2 separate regions of the Homo sapiens genome follow, and region 1 is linked to region 2. The links are chromatin contacts, found by Hi-C in ENCODE. All regions are on one chromosome and are shown on one strand. The core of a region is the stretch at or near the end of the contact, and the rest is flanking DNA. Distances in the headings are between cores, read along the strand shown. Region 1 has its middle 120 kb from the start of MIR3125. Region 2 overlaps LPIN1 (lipin 1).

Evidence for each region. A loop is a pair of places that touch in the nucleus more often than their neighbours do. Pooled maps may share reads with other maps.
Region 1: a map of naive thymus-derived CD4-positive, alpha-beta T cell shows a loop between it and region 2 (6-fold over the local background). The contact joins two enhancer-like sites. A Hi-C loop is called at or near these places in 1 of 168 maps with a recorded cell type or tissue (naive thymus-derived CD4-positive, alpha-beta T cell) and 5 of 50 pooled maps.

What each region holds. Positions count from the first base shown.
Region 1 is chr2:12,852,331-12,859,285 of GRCh38, forward strand. No RefSeq gene overlaps it. Among named protein-coding and RNA genes, the nearest start is that of MIR3125, 120 kb to the left of the region's middle. RefSeq lists a cis regulatory region at 4,675-4,838. Within about 2 kb of position 5,106, at least 6 of the 41 ENCODE cell types and tissues checked have a DNase peak (open chromatin) inside an H3K27ac peak, as active enhancers do.
Region 2 is chr2:11,751,544-11,758,542 of GRCh38, forward strand. All of the region lies in intron 1 of LPIN1 (lipin 1), which reads left to right. Among named protein-coding and RNA genes, the nearest start is that of LPIN1, 8.4 kb to the left of the region's middle. RefSeq lists an enhancer at 2,252-2,461. Within about 2 kb of position 2,393, at least 27 of the 41 ENCODE cell types and tissues checked have a DNase peak (open chromatin) inside an H3K27ac peak, as active enhancers do.

The sequences.
Region 1 (6,955 bases), core at 3,856-6,355, 1.1 Mb after region 2:
CTGTAATCTAGCGATGGGTGTGGAGGGGGACGGGGCAAGTAGATAAGACTGTCTTAAAAATGAAGATAAACTGTGGCATTCTCCAGAAATGCAAATAAGGCCAGAAAAGCGGAACTATCTTGCCATAAACATTACACTGAATGGCAAGGTCACGAACAATGGTTTTACTTATCTTTCAACAAAAGACTATGCTTAAAACATTATACTACCTGTTGAAAGTGCATGTTTATCCAAACATCATTGGACAATGTCCGATTAATAAATAGGCATTTTCGAACATTTAGCATAAGAGAATATAATACGTTTTGTCATTTCAAGCTCCTTGTTTCTAAATAGAATAGGTCCTAGCAAGGGGAGGGGGCTTTTGTTTTGCCAGATAATGAGGTGGCTAGATAGGCGAGTTTCCAGATAACATTAGAACAGAGCAGAATTGCACGACCTATCATATAGAACAGAAGGATTGGGACTGCCATACTGTTTCCAGAATTGGTGGGTTCTTGGTCTCACTGACTTCAACAATGAAGCCGCGGACCCTCACGGTGAGTGTTACAGTTCTTAACGCGGCATGTCTGGAATTTGCTCCTTCTGATGTTCAGAGGTGTTTGGAGTTATCTTGTTTCTGGTGGGTTTGTGCTCTCCCTGGCTTCAGGAGTGAAGCTACAGACCTTCACGGTGAGTGTTACAGCTCTTAAGGCCATGCGTCTGGAGTTTTTCATTCCTCCCAGTGGGTTTGTGGTGTCCTGGGCCTCAAGAGTGAAGCCACAGACCTTCATGATGAGTGTTATAGCTTCTAAAGGCAGTGCAGACCCAAAGATTGAGCAGCAACAAGATTTATTGCAAAGAGCGAAAGAACACAGCTGCCAAGGTGCAGAAGGGGACGAGAGCGGGTTGCCACTGCTTGCTGGGGCAGCCTGCTTTTATTCCCTTTTCTGGCTCCACCCACATCCTGCTGATTGCTCCATTTTACAGAGAGCTGATTGGACTATTTTACAGAGAGCTGATTGGTCCGTTTTGACAGGGTGCTGATTGGTGTGTTTACAATCCCTGAGCTAGACACAAAAGTTCTGCAAGTCCCCACTAGATTAGCTAGACACAGAGCATGGATTGGTGCATTTACAATCCCTGAGCTAGACACAAAAGTTCTCCAAGTCCCCAGTAGATTACCTAGACACAGAGCACTGATGGGTGCATTTACAAACCTTGAGCTAGACACAGAGTGCTTATTGGTGTATTTACAAACCTTGAGCTAGACACAGAGTGCTGATTGGTGTATTTACAATCCCCTAGCTAGACATAAAAGTTTTCCAAGTCCCCACCAGATTAGCTAGATACAGAGTGCTGATTGGTGCACCCACAAACCCCAAGCTAGACACAGAGTGCTGATTGGTGTGTTTACAATCCCTTAGCTAGACATAAAGGTTTCTCCAAGTCCCCACCAGATTAGCTACTTACAGAGTGCTGATTGGTGTATTTACAAACCTTGAGCTAGACACAGAGTGCTGATTGGTGTATTTATAATCCCTTAGCTAGACATAAAGGTTCTCCAAGTGCCCACTAGATTAGCTAGATACAGAGTGCTGATTGGTGCATTTACAAACCTTGAGGAAGACACAGGATGCTGATTGGTGTGTATACAATCCTCCAGCTACACATAGAAGTTCTGCAAGTCCCCACTAAACTCAGGAGCCCAGCTGGTTTCACCTAGTGGATCCTGGACGGGAGCTGCCTGCCAGTCCCACGTGGTGCGCCCGCACTCCTCAGCCCTTGGGTGGTTGATGGGACCCAGCGCCGTGGAGCAGGGAGCAGCGCTCGTCGGGGAGGCTTGGCCCCGTGGGAACACACCGCGGGGGGCTCGGGCATGGCGGGCTGCAGGTCCAGAGCCCTGCCCGAGGAGAGGTGGCTGAGGCCCAGCAAGAATTCGAGCGGCATTGGTGGGCCGGTAGTGCTGGGGGACCCGGTGCACCCTCCACAGCTGCTGGCCCAGGTGCTAAACCCCTCACTGCCTGGGCTGGCGGCACTGGCCGGCCACTCTGAGTGCGGGGCCTGCTGAGCCGCGCCAACCCAGAACTCGTGCTGGCCTGCCAGCACTGTGCGCAGCCCTGGTTCCTGCCCACCCCTCTCCCTCCACACCTCCCCGCAAGCAGAGGGAGCTGGCTGTGGCCTCGGCCAGCCCAGAGAGGGGCTCCCACAGTGCAGAGGCAGGCTGAAGGGCTCCTCAAGCCCGGCCAGAGTGGGCGCCGAGGCCGAGGAGGCACGGAGAGCGAGTGAGGGCTGCCGGCATGCTGTCACCTCTCAATATGAAGACTAAAGATAGAATAAAGAGAGCAGGCAAGGCAGGGAGAGGCTCTGGAGAAGGAAGAGAGAGAATCACCATTCAGCCCCCACTATGGAAAATTTGTGGCACCACAGCAAAGTCTAAGGAAGATTTCAATTTGTTATTGGCTGGGCCAACATAAACCCTCTGCTGGCTCGATGCAATCTCTAGTAAATTATATATTGCTCATGAGTGCTTTTGTGTGAATGGATTATTTTAGGGGAAAGCAACTAACTGAAGGAAACTGGAAAAGACAGTTATTTTTTTCTCTTTTGAGAAAGTAGTAAGACACATTTTTAAATGAGAGGAAACAAGAGATTACAGGGTTTAATGCTTCCCAAGCAAAGAAAACTCTATGGGTTTCTTTATAAGGAGAAAGAAATAAGAAAAAGAGATAAAACAAAAGAGAAAAACTATATATGTGCACATTAATCATCATCACATTTGTTCTCCTTAAGATCAGTTTTTTAATAAGCTATCTGTACTGGTAGATTACATAGGGAAAGAAAAATCCGCATGCAAAATCAGTGAGAAATGATGAAAGAACATTGACCATCACACTGGCCTGAAACGTAAGATCCTCTCCTTTGGTGCTGGACTAACTGTGAAGGAGTTGGTTACTAAAAGAAAGAAAAATTCTAATGGATATTGTTGTGAAAAGCAAAGTTATATTAAGATACTCTGATGATATAACAATGAAGCCTTAGTGAGAATCCTGTGAGTTCCTGGATATAGGGCTAATCGTCCCATTTTTTACCCACTGTAATCCATTTTTACTGATGGGTTCATTTTTATTCTCTTGCTAAATTGCTTGATGAATATTTTAAATATCCTGCCTGGGTATCTTGGTTTTAAAGCTTATTTTATGTCAAGGTACAATTTCTCAAGTTACTTGGGATTTGGGCCCCTTCTTACTTTCCCTTGTCACATCTTTTTTAGCCCCAAGGGTTTTGACATTAAAGTGACATCTAACACTCAGCAAATTAGGGTTGTCTAGTTTCACTATTAATGTTGCCTACCTCTTATGCTTCTCAAGATAACACACACACACACACACACACACACACACACATTCATGAATCAGATAATAAAGGATGCAAGTAGAGACAAGGCTCACCATTTGACCCCTACTTCTTTGAAGTAGTTAGAACATTTTACTTGCAAGTGACAGAAACCCAGTTCAAGCTGCCAAACCAAAACCAAACTGAAAAAAAAAAAAATAGACTTTTGAACTACCAAGGTAGGCAAGACTGCATACAGATCAGGTTCTTCCCTGTGGCAACGCCATCTCCATAGGGGCTATTTGGAAACACATGAGGGTGCTTTATCACAACTGGGTGGGGGGTGGCGTTCAGGGCATCTGCCAAGGATGTGCAGGTGGGGCAGTGGGCAAAACATCCCACCCAAGGAGGATTTTTAAAAAATTTACCCAGAATGACAGTAGCTCTCCCTTTGAGAAATCTGAAGCAGGTGATGAAAGCATTTCACCAAGAATCTCTCTTGGTTCTGCTTTGCTTATGTGATGATGGCTGTATTCTCAGGTGGGGTTACTGCAGGTATTGGCAAAATAGCCACCTACAGCCTCAGGCTACCCTTTTAGCGATGTCCACAGAGCAACAGTTCTTCCTTCCCATTTGCTTTAGTAGGGAATCCTGATTCCATTGAGTAGGATTGGTCCTACTTGAGTAATTTATAAACCTGGAGAGTGGAGGGATTCAGTGCTGTGGCTGGCCGGACTTGGGACACACATCTTTCTGTAGAGACCGGGGGTAGGGGTCAGGCTAACCCAACACACAAGCCTGAGAGGGATGGAAGAAGTTCCCAGAGAGATGAAGGGATGTTAGCAGAGAGGGGAACAGACAGCAGATGGGCAAATACAAAACATGTCCATTGTCTGTATGGTCTAATTTCCTGAACATCTCTTCAGTCACCCCACATTTCAGGATTCCCTAATATACCAGACCCATATACCTCAAGTTTTTGTACTAGATTGTTCTCTTGTCCTCAGATGCCTTTCCTCATCTCTTTTTGTTTGTCAAACTTCTACTTATGCCTCAGGACTGAAATATCACCTCTTCTGTGGAGCTTCCTTTTTAGCTGTCCCTACTAAACTCGTACCTCCCTCCTCTGTGCACGCATAGCATTTTGTCCATGAAAAGAAGGAATTGAATTAATTAGCAAGGATAAGGAGCTGAACAATCCACATCCTTTTTGGAAATGGAAAGCAGATGATGCTGTATTAGATAAGATCAAACAACATCAAATAAACAAATGTTTATTGAGTGTGTACCATGCACAAGGCTTTCCAAGCAGAACCTTGCTGATTGTGTGTGTGTGTGTGTGTGTGTGTGCACGTGTGCTTGCAGATGCTTAGAATCACAGGCTTTTATGATCTGGGTTTCTTAAACCTTATCTGGTTCAACCACTTCCTTATTCAGATCAGGTAACTGAGGCTGAAGTGGGTTTCTTTCTAGCTCTAAAAAGTATATGATCTGAGTCACTAAAAGGAAGGAAAGGTTGGCCCAATTCTAGGCCAAAAAACCACAGCTATGTAGCTTAAACTTCCTGTTTTAAATGCCATGCCAGGATAAAATTCTTGTCTACAGGGTAACAACCACTCCAGAGAGAGAATCAAAATTAACACCAACCTCTTTCTTTCCCCTGCCTCTTTCTCTCTCTCAATTTCTCTCTCTTTCTCTCTCGCTTCTCTTTCTCCCTTTATTTCTCTGTTGCCTCTCTTAAGGAGACATAGGAAACTAAGAGGACTGAGTGGCAGGGCCAAGGCATTGGGAGCACGATTCATACTTTTTTTTCTATCTTGCTGATGTGTTTATAGAAGTACACTATTTATGACTCAGTACATAGTGAAGAGACATAACAAATTTTTCTGGGAATTCAAAATATGCAAACAGAATATGTATCAAATGCATGAGAATTATGGGGACATATGTTTTAAAACAAAGGGATAAAGGTGCCTACTCTTTGTGACAAAGTCCCTTCCATGTTTATGACAATGTCTGCATAGCCATTCTCTTTTGAAGAAGCCAGAATTGGCTAGAAATAGAATTGCATGAACCCTGTCATATTCAAAATGGAAAGTAGATATTTATTTGCATTCCTGCCAGGGATACTCAGGCACAAACATATAGAAATATTTCCATAAAATATGGTTTAAAAAAAATGCCAAGGCCCATCCTTCCCACTGCCATTGCCCCTGTTGCCTGCAATCCCAACTCTGCATTCGGGCTCTCTCCAGGTTTTGCCCCACTAATCACTCTTCCACCTGCTTCCTGGTGCCTTTAGATCTTTTTTTCAACATATTATACCCAGGTTCAAAAATGGCCTTATAAAACGTCATCCTGCCTCCCCAGCCTAGCATCAGGGCCTTCTTCCTTGACTCAGACCATCCATAAACTGTTCAAGCATGTTTGATGTATATGTAGCATGTGTCTGGCACTGCTCCAGGGATCAGGTCACTAAACTGAACAAGAATGGGCATATATTCCAGTGGAAGTACCTAACAATAAACAAGTAAATAGGCAAGTGAAGAAAATGAAATTAGGTAATGTGATAAGAAGTGGCCAGGGGCAGTGTAACAACCTGAGGATATCTGGCAAAGGTCACTCTCAGGAAGTGATATTGAGACCTGACTAATAGAAAGGAGGTAATTTCTGGGGACATCTGAGGATGATCTCTCCAAGCAGAAGGAGAAGCAAAGACAAATTTCCAGAGTTGTGGAAGAATTAAATATGTTTGAAGAATAAAAATGTAAAACAAGGTGATATGGTGGAGGGCAGTTAGTAAGCTAAAGAGGTGAGCAAGAAGTCTAATCATGACATGTCTTAAAACCACAGAAAAAGGAAGTGTTGGTTTTATTGGAGGACCATAGAAAGTTATGATCCACTTTTCAATCTGGGAGGAACATGATTGCCATTTTTAAAGAGTTTACTTTGGCCTTTCTGTGGACAATAAACTGAACGATATCCTCACCCTCATATATTCACACCATGGTGTAATCCTCTCTCCTTGAGAGTTGACTGGACCTACTGACTCACTTCTAATTAACTGAAAACAGCAAATAAATGAGATATCTCTTCTGATATTAGGTTGTGAAAAGACTTTGGCTTTCATCTCTCTCTTTCTCTTATTCTCTCTTTTCCTCTCCTGGTCCTTCTCTTCCTTTGCTCTGTCATACATGCACATATGGCAGGTTTCATGTTGTGAGCTGCCCTATGGAAAGGCTTACCTAACAAAGAAAAAAATGTCCCTTCCTAACAGCAGTCTACAATCACTGCCCACAGCCATGTGAGTGAGCCTGGAAGTTTTATTAGTTGGCTGGGGCTGCCATAACAAAATACCACACACTGAATAGCTTAAACAACAGAAATTTATTTTCTCTGGAGACTAGAAATCCAAGGTCAAGGTGTTGCCAGGGTTGGTTTCTCCTGGGGCCTCTCTCCTTGGCTTACAGACATCTGCTTCTTACTATGTTCTCACATGGCCTTTCCTCAGTGCATGTGAGCCTCTCCTGTCTTTCCCTCTTCTTATAAAGGCACCAGTCATAGTGAATTAGGACCCCACCCTGTGGCCTCATTTGACCTTAATTACCTCTTTAAATGCCCTATCTCTAAATACAGTAAC
Region 2 (6,999 bases), core at 1,143-3,642:
CAAATGTAATTTTTTAAAAATGGGTCCAGCTGGGCGCGGTGGCTCACGCCTGTAATCCCAGCACTTTCGGAGGCCGAGATGGGTGGATTACGAGGTCAGGAGATCAAGACCATCCTGGCTAACATGGTGAAACCCCGTCTCTACTAAAAATACAAAAAAATTAGCCAGGCTGGTGGCAGGCGCCTGTAGTCCCAGCTACTCGGGAGGCTGAGGCAGGAGATTGGCGTGAACCTGGGAGGCGGAGCTTGCAGTGAGCCGAGATTGCGCCACTGCCCTCCAGCCTGAGTAACACAGCGAAACTCCGTCTCAAAACAAAACAAAACAAACAAACAAAAAACCACAATGGGTCCATATTATAAGTATTTTTGTACCTGTTTTCATTCTATATATACATTTTCATGTTAATATTTATGGAGCTACCTCTCTACCATTTTATTATCAGCCTCATAATATTCCATTTTACAATGTGGATGGCCCATAATTTATTAAGCCAGAGTCATACAGATATTAAGTTATTTCTGATTTTCCCTATTACAATTAATGCTACAGTTACTGTTTTTGTACACGGATCTTACTGTATTTGTACAATCAGTTCCCAGCGGTATAGTTGCTAGGGTTTGCCAATAGGTGCCCCAAAAGATGGGCATTGCCACATTGCTTACCCCATTTATGACCCTGTTAGTAGTGAGTGACGATGTCTGATTCTCCTACTTTTCATGGGCCCTGGGGTTTTAATGAAATGCTTTGATTTTGGACCATCTGAAAGGCCTCTTTCGATTCCTGTATCTTTAATTATGAATGGGGTTGAATATCTCTCTCATATATTATTGGCCAAATGTGAACTGTCTATATGTTTTGTCCATTTTTTCTTTTGAGCTGTTCCAAGGCCATTTTTTTTTTTTTTTTGAGACGGAGTCTCGCTCTGTCGCCCAGGCTGGAGTGCAGTGGCGGGATCTCGGCTCACTGCAAGCTCCGCCTCCCGGGTTCACGCCATTCTCCTGCCTCAGCCTCCCAAGTAGCTGGGACTACAGGCGCCCGCCACTACGCCCGGCTAATTTTTTGTATTTTTAGTAGAGACGGGGTTTCACCGTTTTAGCCGGGATGGTCTCGATCTCCTGACCTCGTGATCCGCCCGCCTCGGCCTCCCAAAGTGCTGGGATTACAGGCGTGAGCCACCGCGCCCGGCCTCCAAGGCCATTTTAAACTGACCTTAATCTTCTAGAGGTGGCTGGTGTTGGCAAAAATTGTGGGGTTAGGAAAGCTGTGGCAGGGGTTTTGAATTTTGGCAGTTCCAAGAAAGCAGCGTTTCTTGGCAATTTGTGAAGCCTGGAGATGGATTCTGCCAATTTTGGAATAAATGTGGAATTTTCTAATTTAATCGTGAGGCAAGAAACCATGTGACCTCTGTCACCTCATCCTGACAGTGTCCGCAGTGCTGTCCTTTCTGGAACTGTATGAAATTGCGGTCGTGAATGCTTTGGAGCGTCTGCTGTGTGCTGGAGTTCTACAGATGAGCTTAATTATGGGAACGCCCTCCTGTCCCTGGGCAAGGAGGGGGATGAGCAGGGTGGGGGTGTGCTGGAGGAGGAGACGCCTGCCACTTTGCCACCCTGGAAGCTCACTGCAAGAGCTGCAAAATTTCCCACCTGCCTAACACAGGCAGGGCTTTGGTGGCGGGACCCCAGGGCTGGCTGTTTTTGCTCTTTCATCACTTTTGTCAGGAAGTATTGAAAGACCTTTAAAAGGCCTCTGACTTGCAGGGCCTCTGACCTGCAGGCCTTTTAAAGCATCTCCAGCTTTTCTAGTGAGTTTTTGTATTTTGGACGGGAATGTCTCACGAACCCTGGCATGCCAAGAAAGTCCCCAATTTCCCAGCAGGTAGTGATGGATGCAGAGCTGTGCTCTTCTGTTTAAGAAGCTCCTCAAGGCACTCTGGCCAGGACAGTTTAACCACAGGGACGCTGGTGGACTCAGTCAATCCAGACCTGGCAGAGGGCAGCAGCTGCCTATAAGTGTGTGCCAGTTACAGCAGGGCGTGGGCTGCTGCCCAGGTGGCCTGACTTTCTGTCTGTGTTCCTTTCCCTGTATCACCCTGAGTCTGAGCCAGACTTCCTCTTTTGTCACAGGTAATTCATCACCCTTATCAACCGCCGTTAAGTATCAGTCCACAATGCTCTGAAAAGACTTCCTCTTTGCCGTAAGTGTAAATTACAGGAGGAAGCTAACACTATTTATAAATCAATTTCATTTTCATGCAAGTCTTATTAGTCATGATACCATTTTGGGCACTTCCTAGAAGCTTTTTGTGTTTTTAAATGCTTTGGATGAAAATCCTCATTTGTCTTGTAAACCTCCAAGGTGGATGTGATCTCGGCGAACACCAGTAACAGCGTGATGTTTGTGACTTTATCCAGTGCTGGGCGGACCACAGATAGAGTCCCCAGGTGCTGAGACACTGACTGTAGTGTGCTCAGAGGAGGGCGGCTAGGGCAGTGAGCAGGAAGCCCCAAAATCGTCCCTGTCAAGCCCAGCTGGGGAGCCGACAGTGCCTTCCCTAGAGGAAGGGTGCCAGGGGTGGTCATTTAGTTGTCCTGACATGATCCGTTGGCCCCACGAGCAGCAGCCAGGTCTGTATCTGAGAGCTGTAATTTCCTGCTGATAACAGGAACACAGATAAGGGGCACCCCATCCCAGAGTGATATTAGGTTGGCTTTTGAATCACCAGGCTCCTTGGATGTGCCTTAAGCCCACAGGTGCCCTTTAAGCACCTGCCGTGAGGGCAGATGTGACAGATCGTGTTTGCTCTCTGGGCAGTGAGTGGGTTTTGGGTAGCTTCTCTCCAGGAAATGATGAATCACTCGGAGCTGAGCAAGTGCCAGAGAAGTCTTCAATCACAGACTGAACCCAGGAGGGTGTTTCGGCCTTTCTAAGTCCTTAAGGGTTGTAGGGAAGGTTTTGAACAATGGCTTTTGACTTTACCTTCTGAGAGGCTCTGTCAGGGAGTGGTGATGCTGCGGGTGAGAGCAGTTTTGAAGGTGTCACATCCAGGGCCAACCCTGAGCCTTGCTTCTGTAGCCACCTCCTATGGGAGGTCATGACAATAATAAGATTTTGCATGTGTTGTCCAGGAGCAAAGACCTTTCCAAACTAGTCGTTGTGTTGACCACTGAGGATGACAGCCTGGTGGGCTCAGTCAGAGCCATTGTGTTAATACCCTGCTCCCACACACATAGCTGGTAAATGCCAGAAGTTAACACTCACAGCCAGGCCTTCCGACCCCCAATTTTGTGTCATTTCTGCTTTTCAGTCTTACCCTTAGGTGTCACAGCTGTTTATTTAAACTGTTTGCAGTGAATTTTGTTTGGGAGCATTGTCTTGTGAAATTTATGCTCTGGCAGAGAACAATTCCTGCTGTCTTCTTCATTTCTTCTAATTTTTTTTTTTTTTTTTGAGACGGAGTCACCCAGGCTGGAGTGCAGTGGCACGATCTCGGCTCACTGCAAGCTCTGCCTCCCGGGTTCACGCCATTCTCCTGCCTCAGCCTCCCAAGTAGCTGGGACTACAGGCGCCCGCCACCATGCCCGGCTAATCTTTTTTGTATTTTTAGCAGAGACGGGGTTTCACCATGTTAGCCAGGATGGTCTCGATCTCCTGACCTCGTGATCCGCCCGCCTCAGCCTCCCAAAGTGCTGGGATTACAGGCATGAGCCACCGCGCCCGGCCATTTCTTCTCATTTTTAAATTTTAGTGCTTTTCCCCCTCGTGCCCCGACTTGCCAAGCTACTTTGAGGGTGGTGGGTGCATCTTGCTGTTTTACACTCTGGAATGTCGTGATGGGACCAAAAATAAAAGTTTCTTGCTTGAGATGGGCCCTGCGATGGGGCAGGTACCGCGTCAGAAATGAGCAAGCCTCGTCCCTGTCCTCAAGGAGAGAAGACTCACTTGGTAGACAGATGTCTGTTCAGCCACTTGACAAATGACAGTAATATTGATCAAGCTACTGCCCTGGATGGCTGGGCTGGAGGGCTGAGGAGAAGGTTGAGGCTGAAAGATAGAGTTGTGTGGGCATGTTTATGAAGGGGTCATATACCTGGACAGCCGGGGGAGGAAATGGAGGAGGCAGGTGGAAATCCAGATTTGAGGGGTAATTATTGTTCAACTCCTGCAAGACACTTAGTTCTTTTTTTTTTTTTTTTGAGACAGAGTCTCGCTCTGTCGCCCAAGCTGGAGTTCAGTGGCGCCGTCTCGGCTCACTGCAAGCTGCGCCTCCTGGGTTCAAGCGACTCTCCTGCCTCAGCCTCCTGAGTAGCTGGGACTACAGGTGCGTGCCACTGTGCCTGGCTTATTTTTTGTATTTTTAGTAGAGACGTGGTTTCACCGTGTTAGCCAGGATGATCTCGGTCTCCTGACCTCATGATCTGCCCGCCTTGGCCTCCCAAAGTGCTGGGATCACAGGCATAAGCCACCACGCCTGGCCACTTAGTTCTTAAAGAAAGGAGAGTAGGAAGAAAAGTACAAGTGAGAAAGATGAACAAAAACGGGGATTGTAAGAGTACATTTATTGAGACAGTTTTGCATTTGCATTTGCTCGGCCAGTCTTATATATAATTAGATGTTGCTTACCATGACATCATTTCATTTCCAAGGAGCAAACCCACAATGTGAAAATGGACCCACTGTTATGTCCCAGATAACGTGCCTTAGGTAATGTTCTAGTTGAAGGAACTAGAAAGGGAATTAAAATCATTGTTATTTACTTGCATAATAAATGAGTGGAACAGCAGATTCCTGAATTGTCCATTAAGAGGCGTGGACTAAAATAATTCAAATCCCTTTATTTATTTATTTATTTTATATTTTTTTGAGATGGAGTCTCACTCTGTCGCCCAGGCTGGAGTACAATGACGTGATCTCAGCCCATTGCAACCTCTGCCTCCTGGGTTCAAGCAATTCTCCTGCCTCAGCCTCTCGAGTAGCTGGGATTACAGGCACTCACCATCATGCTAATTTTTGTATTTCTGTAGAGATGGGGTATTTTGTAGAGAGCCTGACCATGTTGGCCAGGCTGGTCTCGAATTCCTGACCTCAGGTGATCCGCCCTCCTTGGCCTACCAAAGTGCTGGCATTATAGGCGTGAGTGCCCGGCCCCTATATTTATTTTTAATAATCGATGCTGTTCGAGTTGAGTATGCTATTTATTATTAATGTCATAGGTAGAATTCTAAGTGGAATACGCTTGTAGATTTTTATGTTCTTTGGTGTATTATCTGTTTGGTTCTAACATAAAACAGTTTCTAACCCAGAGGTATCTGGAAAGATGGTATTCCAGTGGGATGTAATAACCTCAGAAAATTTGTATTATTTCAGAAGGTCAAGCTAGACGATGTCACATTGAAAAAACTTACATGTTTCTTAACCTTAGAGCTTTTCTGAAAATCCACAGTTAGAGAAACCCAGTCTTGCCAAAGGATATTTGTAAGATTTGGCTGAGTTTTCCATCAAAAACATTTGAACTAGGGGTTGTAGAGTCCTGTTTCAAGTGGTAAATAAAATCCCGTGAGGTGAAGCTGCTATTTCTTGCCAAATTTTGAGATTAAAGTCAGTAGGTTTGAAAGGAATTTGGTATGGGGTGAGTGAATAGCAGGCATCTGAAAGCCGTTCCACTGGAAATTGAAGCCTTCCATTTGGTCCTCTGCAGGTTTTGTTTATCGTTTGTCACCCTTGAGGTAATTAAGATACTTTCTTCTTTAAAGCAGATATTCCCCTCACTGCTTGATCACGTGTTTTAGCAGACAGCAGGAAACTGACACCAAAGACAGTCATGAGATTAATGGGCAGGTATGGGGAGGTGGGTTGATTGGCTGGGTTTGTCTGACTTCTTCAGGTAAATTAGCTTCTTCCTCCAGCCTTTTACTCGAAACATAACTGAGAGTAAAATTTGGGAATTTATGCCCAGCTGGTTTATTCTTGTATTCTTTAAACATATGTGCTAGATTTATTTCAAAGAGAGCTTGGAGGAAGGGCAGAGAAAGAAGAGCCTGGCTGCCTCTAACCTGCCTGCACCCCTCCAGGCAACAGGTGCCTGGGGTGACTGGGCCCACCCCGGTCCCTTAAAGGGCATGGTCCCTCCCGTGCCTCCTGGGGGAGGGATTGCCCCCTCCACCCCAAGCTCTCTTTCAAAGAAATTGTTTAACCAAATAGTATCCTGGCTTCCTGAAATGAGTTCTGGTTAATACAATTTTCTCTCTCCCCAATTCTTAAAAAAAAAAAGTTAATTGTGATAAAATACATATAACATAAAATTTGCCATTTTAACCATCTTTAAGTGTGTGGTTCAGTGGCAAAATGGAAACCCTGTACCCATTAAACACACACTGACTCCCTATTTTCCGCTTCTCCCTAGCCCCTGGTAATCAGTCTTTCTGTTTCTATGAGTTTGTCTGTCTAAGGTAGCTCATGTAAGTAGAGTCATACAGCATTTGTCCTTTTGTGACTGGCCTATTTCATTTAGCCTACTGTCCTCAAGGTTCATCTACACAGTAGCATGTATCAGAATTTCCTTTCTTTTTAAGGCTCAGTAATAGTCCATGATATGGATGGACCGCATTTTGCTTTTCCATTCATCTGTCACACTGGAGTTGCTGCCTCCTTTTGGCTATTATGAATAATGCTGCCACGACCATGGGTGTGCCAATATCTTTTCGAGACCTGCTTTCAGTTTTTTTTTTTGATATATACCCGGGACTGGAATGGCTGGATCATAAGCTAATTTTATTTTTATTTTTTTGAGGAATTCAGACTATTTTCTGAAGTGGCTCCACATTTTACATTCCCGCCAACAGTGGACAAGAGTTCCAGTTTCTCCATATCCTTGCCAACACTTGTTATATTCTGTCTTTTTTTTTCTTAAATAGTAGCCATCTTAATAGATGTGAGGTGGTGGTATTCACCCTTTTAAAAACTTTCAGTGCTTAGTTTAAGGCAGGCCCAGGGTGTAGA